Regions from separate parts of the Homo sapiens genome. Here region 2 is linked to region 1. The links are chromatin contacts, found by Hi-C or POLR2A ChIA-PET in ENCODE. All regions are on one chromosome and are shown on one strand. The core of a region is the stretch at or near the end of the contact, and the rest is flanking DNA. Distances in the headings are between cores, read along the strand shown.

Region 1 (3,090 bases), core at 409-2,908:
AGTAGCTGGGACTACAGGCGCCCACTGCCACGCCCGGCTAATTTTTTGTATTTTTAGTAGAGATGGGGTTTCACCGTGTTAGCCAGGATGGTCTCGATCTCCAGACCTCGTGATCTGCCCGCCTCGGCCTCCCAAAGTGCTGGGATTACAGGCATGAGCCACGGCGCCTGGCCTAATTTTGTATTTTTAGTAGAGATGGGGTTTCTCCATGTTCCGAACTCCCGACCTCAGGTGATCCGCCTGCCTCGGCCTCCCAAAGTGCTAGATTACAGGCGTGCTCCATCGCACCCAGCCCAACCTGCCTTTTAATACTAATACATTACTTTGGGTCTCATCCCACATCACTTCATCAGAGAGCATCCTTCCTCTCACCTCAGTTATTTCTACTTTTTTTTCCACGTATAGATGTTTTTTCAGGGACCGGAGGGTATGGGAGGAAGCCTTGGCACGCCTCATCCCAAATGCCCGTTTCCCGGAACATCAGGCCCTTCCTCCTCTTCCTGTCCTCCCTGGCCTAGCCTGGGCTCCCTCCCGTTCTGAGGCAAGGCGATTGCTCCATGTCACAGTGAGTGTGGAGTTCCCTGCACATACTGGTGACCTTGTGTCCGGAAGGAATTAGAAGGAAGAGCTCATGGAGTGCCAGAAGAAGACAGTGCCTACTCTGGCAAGCTAGAAGCAAGCTCTGCATTAAATGCAAATATTGGCCGGGCACGGTGGCTCACATTTGTAATCCCAGCACCTGGGGAGGCCTAGGCAGGAGGATCACTTGAGCCCAGGAATTCACGACCAGCCTGGTCAACATAGTGAGACCCCATCTAACCCACCCCACCCCCGTCACACACACAGCACCAACAACAAAATAAAATTAGCAGAGTGTGGTGGGGCGTGACTTTGGTCCCAGCTACTAGGGAGGCTGAGGCAGGAGGATCGTTTGAGCCCGGGAGATTGGGGCTGGAGTGAGCCGAGATCATGCCACTGCAGTCCAGCCTGGGTGACAGAGCAAGACCCTGAAAGAAAAAAAAGAAAGGAGGGAGGGAGGGAGGATGGAAGGAAGGAAGGAAGGAAGGAAGGAAGGAAGGAAGGAAGGAAGGAAACCAAAACAAGGCCACGCGTGGTGGCTCACGCCTGTAATCCCAGCACTTTGGGAGGCTGAGGTGGGCGTATCACTTGAGGTCAGGAGTTAGAGACCAGCCTCGGTAACATGGCGAAACCCCGTCTCTACGAAAAATACAAAAATTAGCCAGGCGTGGTGGCGGGTGCCTGTAATTCAGCTACTCGGGAGGCTGAGGCACGAGAATCGCTTGAACCCGGGAGGCAGAGATTGCAGTGAGCTGAGATCGCGCCACTGCACTCCAGCCTGGGCGACAAAAGCGAAACTCCGTCTCAAAAAAAAAAAAAAAAAAAAACCAAAACAAACCCTCAAATATCCCTCGGGCTGGGTGCAGGGAGGAAACTCGGCCTGAGAGGCGCAGTGGCTAGAACCAGTCAACACTGCTACGCACAGCCACGTTTCCATGGCTTCCTACGTCACTCAGGCCTTAGGGGGCGGGGTATGTCACCCTATCCAATCAGGGGCGCTGGGGCGGGGCCCTGCCAACTGTCCATTCAGATGGGCCCGGGAGAGGAGGGCAGGGCCTGCGCCTCCCTACGGAGCCTTTGTTTCTGGCGACCGTCCCCACCCGGGCTCGCGTCTCCGTTTCTCCGAGAGGCCCAAGGTGTCTCCGCCGCAGCCTCTGTCGCGCCGTGACCTGTACAGGTCGCGGGAGTCGTAGGGAGGACGCCGGGACACCTGGAAGCCGAGAAATGGTGCGTGTGAGGGGTCAGGCGTCCCCAGACCTGGGGGAGGGGCTGGTTGGAACCGGCCGGAACCGGCTGTGGAGGGACCTAGGCCTCCCTGCGGCGACTCCGGGGTCTGGGACCCGAGTTCCCTCGGCCGCAAGGTGGGGCTGGGCCAGGAGCTGGGACCCCGGTCGTCCTGTCCCGTCCCTGCGCGACGCCTGCGGCCCCGCAGCCCCGCGTCTCCCCACATGGTGCGGGGGCCGCGGGAGGGTCATGGGGGTATCCCTCCTCGGATGTGGTTCGTGTTGCAGGAGCTGCGGTCTGTGGCCGCCCCCCACAGTCCCGCCTTTCTCCCGTTAAAAATTTAGAGTTTATTTGAGCAAACAGCGGCTCATCGATGGAGAAGCTCCCGGTCGTGGTTTGTGGCTTGGGGATCCGTTGGAGGGAATGGAAGGAAAGGCTGTAAGGTGCAGGAGGAAGCGAACCAAATTCAGTACTTGGTTGGTGACAGTTATGCAGTCGCCTTATTTGCTCTATCTAGGTGGACATTTTCTGCTTATGTAGTCAGAGGTGGATTGGTGGTTGTGGTTTATTAACCCTAAATTTTATTTCCTTATAAACTGGTAATTTATAAGAATTTCATTTGAGGCTGGAGCGCGGTGGCTCACGCCTGTAATCGCAGCGCTTTTGGAGGCCAAGACAGGAGGATCGCTTGGGCCCAGGAGTTGAAGATCAGCCTCGCAATATAGCGAGACCCCATCTCTGTTAATTTTTTTTAAATGAACATATTCAGACTGAGACCAAAAAACTACTACAAATTTTTAAAATATAAAATCAAATAAAAGAATTTCATTCGACTTAGATTTCTGTTTCCTTGGGTAGGAAACCAGGACACCATAGCCACAGCCCTCTAATTGTCTCCAAATTAATTATTTTAACACTCCCCAGGGGGACAGGGTCCCAAATCCTTGACCTTGTTCCCCTAGCCTGACTCCTCTGGCGCTTGCAAATAATTCTTGATACCACTTCTTTCACCATATTCCCAAAAGGTAACTCCAGTCACGACATTATCAACTCTTTGTCCTTTATTGCACATTTCAAACTAATTAATTTGTATTATTTTTTCAAGGAGCAATCGATTGGTCTTTTAAAAATATTTGCTTTCTGTTTCTGAACATTTCACAGGAGAGGAAAGCAGAGAATACATGTATGAGACCCTGCTGTGAAAAAACCTTTGTGCCTCTTCTCCTTTTCTCTCTCCTAGGCACAGGGATGTTCTCAGAATGTCTTTTGGTTGGCCTGGTGCCATGG
Region 2 (3,090 bases), core at 202-2,701, 43 kb after region 1:
CCATTGTTGCTGTGTTTTTATTTTCTTGGTGAAAACGAGTAGACTCCAGGGCGCGGTAGCTCACGCCTGTAATCCCAGCACTTTGGGAGGCCGAGGGGGGCGGATCACGAGTCAGGAGATTGAGACCATCCTGGCCAACATGGTGAAACCCCGCCTCTACTAAAAATACAAAAATTAGCTGGGGGTGGTGGCGCGTGCCTGTAATCCCAGCTACTCAGGAGGCTGAGGCACGAGAATCGCTTGAACCCAGAAGGCGGAGGTTGCAGGGAGCCGAGATCGCGCCACTGCACTTCAGCCTGGCGACAGAGCGAGACTCCGTCAAAAAATAAAATAAAAAATAAAAAAATAAGACTGAGAGATCAGGTGGGAGAAAGGCTTGGTCATGCAGCCAGCAGCTTCATCCCAAATTCCTGATCCCTGGAGGACATCAGACCCCCTCTCCTACTGCAGTGTGGCCTGTGTGGCCTCGGCTCCCCTTCTGCTCCGAGGCCAGGGGATGTCTCCACTGGACAGTGAGTCTGGGATTCCCTGCACACAGTTGTGACCCCCCAGTCCCGGAGGAAGAAGCAGGAAGGGCTCGCAGACTATTGGCAGGAATTCTTCTTAAATGCAGATATTCCCCGGGAGGGGTCAGGTCACTGCCCAGGGAGGAACCCCCCCTCCCCCGCCCGCCCCATGCCAAGAGCTGTGTCTGCAACCTGTTCATCTGGCTCCACTCAGCACTGGGAGATCACTTCTTCTGTCGCTCAGTGCCTAGGGGGCGGGACCTGGAGTACTATCCAATCAGAGCCGCTGGGCGGGGCCGTGAGAACTGTCAATCAGGCGTCCAGGAGGCTGGAGGATGCGAGGTTGAAAAAGCCCGCGGCGTCTTCTCTGTCACCCGCGCTCGGCTCCCTGCTCGGTCGGGCTGGAACCTGTACTGGCAGCCGGAGGTGTAGGTAGGAACCGGAATACCTCGGAAGCCGGGAAATGGTGAGTGTCCGAGGCCGGGGTTCCCGAGACAGGGTACAGCTGGTTGTAACCGACCGGAACCGGCTGTGGCGGGACCCAGACCTCCTCGCTGTTGTCTCTGGGGTCTGAGGACCCGAGTGCCCTGGCCCAGCTCGGTCCTCGGTCCTCTCGGCCTCAGGGTGGGGCTGGGCCTGCAGCCAGGACTCCGGGCGTCCTGTCCGGTCCCCGCGCGGCAACTGCGGCCCAGGTTCCGGAGTCCTCTCTGGGCAGCTCCGCGTCCGCAGCCCCGCGTCTCCCTAGATTGTGCGGGGACACGGGAGGGTCATGGGGGGAATCCTCCTCGGGTGTGGGGTTCATGTGGAAGGAGCAGCGGTCTGTGGGGTCCCCAGTTCCTCCTTTGTCTCCAAGGGGCTCGAGTTTTTACTGAGATATCCAGATATATGCGAAGCAGGGTCTCAAATCCGCAACTGTGATCCCTGGCCTAGCTTCTCCTAGGGCTGCCAGCAAATCCCTGGATTTCCAGATCCCGCTCCGCGTTTTAGAGCTGGCCTCCTCTTCAGTTCACCACAACAATGTCAACTCTTCGTCCCCCAGGCTTTGTTTCAAACATAGCCATATATATGTGTGTGTGTGTGTATATATATATATGTGTATATATATATATATGTGTATATATGTATATATGTGTGTGTATATATATATATATATATATATATATATTTTTTTTTTTTTTTTTTTTTTTTTTTTTTTTTTGTGACAGAGTCTCGCTGTGTCGCCCAGGCTGGAGTGCAGTGGCGCAATCTCGGCTCACTGAAACCTCCGCTTCCTGGGTTCAAGCGATTCTCCTGTCTCAGACTCCCGAGTAGCTGGGATTACAGGCGCCCGCCACCACGCGCGGCTAATTCATGTATTTTTAGTAGAGACGGGTTTTCACCGTGTTGGCCAGGCTGGTCTCAAACTCCTGACCTCAGGTGATCCACCCTCCTCAGCCACCCAAAGTGCTGGGATTACAGGCATGAGCCACTGCAACCGTCCTCACACGTTTTTCATGTATATATGAATTATATATATATTAAATATATATATATAATTTTTTTTTTTTTGGTGGAGACGGAGCCTCACTCTGTTGCCCAGGCTGGAGTGCAGTGGCACGATCTTGGCTCACTGCAACCTCTACCTCGCGGGTCTCCTGCCTCAGCCTCCCGAGTAGCCGGGACTGCAGGCGCGTGCCACCATGCCCGGCTAATTTTTGTATTTTAGTAGAAACGGGGTTTCACCATGTTGGCCAGGCTGGTCTTGAACTCCTGACCTCAGGTGATCCGCCCGTCTAGGCCTCCCAAAGTGCTGGGATTATAGGTGTGAGCCATGGCGCCTGGCCACACGCAATATTTTAATAGGCTTTTTTTTTTTTAAGAGGGCAAAATATGGCTCTTTTTGTAAAGATTTGTTGTGTGTTTGTGAACATTTCACACTTGAGGAAGCGGAGAAAAAGCACCTGACACTTGCTGTAAACAATCTTTATGCCTCTCCTCCTTTTATCTGCCCGAGGCACGGACACCTTCTGAGAATGTCTTTGGGTTGAGGTTTATCTTTGGAAACTTTACAGGGCGATGTGTCCTCAACTCACCCTCCATCTTATCCTGGTCCTGGGTTTCAGAACTGCCTGGGGCTGACTGAAGATGCCCACAGCTACCATGTTTCTTGGAGGGTGGGTCACTCCTCCCAGAGGACAACCTGAGGCGTGGAGTTGGGGCTTCCCAGGAGAGGAGCTAGGTGCCCTGGGGTGGGAGAAGTCCCCTGGTATTCCCCTCCTTAAAAAGCTAATCCTGGGCCAGGAACAGTCTCTCACACCTGTAATCCCACCATTTTGGGAAGCCTGTAATCCCACCACTTTGGGAAGCCGAGGCGGGTGGACCCCTTGAGTCCAGGAGTTCGAGACCAGCCTAGGCAACATGGCGAAACCCCGTCTCTACTAAAAATACAAAAAAACTAGCCGGGTATGGTGGTGCGTGCCTCTAGTCCCAGCTCCTGGGGAGGCTGAGGTGGGAGGATCACCTGAGCCAGGGAGGTCAAAGCTGCAGTCAGCTGCGATCGCACCACTGCACTCCAGCCTGGGCAACTGGAGTGAGACCCAGTCTC

The links. Hi-C counts contacts between places; a loop is a spot of excess contacts on that map. ChIA-PET counts read pairs that join two places held with the same protein, here RNA polymerase II (POLR2A). Pooled maps may share reads with other maps.
Region 2: a loop to region 1 is called in a map of transverse colon, with 21 times the contacts of the local background. The contact joins the enhancer-like site here to the promoter of ZNF627 in region 1. A Hi-C loop is called at or near these places in 6 of 168 maps with a recorded cell type or tissue (B cell, CD14-positive monocyte, CD8-positive, alpha-beta T cell and 3 more), 14 of 37 single-sample maps with no recorded cell type and 21 of 50 pooled maps. POLR2A ChIA-PET finds 5 or more read pairs at or near these places in 16 of 52 experiments (A673, Caco-2, H1 and 11 more).

The regions. Positions count from the first base shown.
Region 1 is chr19:11,595,825-11,598,914 of GRCh38, forward strand. ZNF627 (zinc finger protein 627) reads left to right here and starts at 1,659. Exons shown (of 4, transcript NM_145295.4): 1 at 1,659-1,806. The coding sequence starts at 1,804. RefSeq lists silencers at 1,444-1,573, 1,914-2,053 and enhancers at 1,598-2,596, 1,684-1,763.
Region 2 is chr19:11,638,925-11,642,014 of GRCh38, forward strand. No RefSeq gene overlaps it. Among named protein-coding and RNA genes, the nearest start is that of ZNF627, 43 kb to the left of the region's middle. RefSeq lists a silencer at 748-837. Within about 2 kb of position 1,452, at least 13 of the 41 ENCODE cell types and tissues checked have a DNase peak (open chromatin) inside an H3K27ac peak, as active enhancers do; they include A673, PC-3, endothelial cell of umbilical vein and 1 more, where a contact is called at or near this core.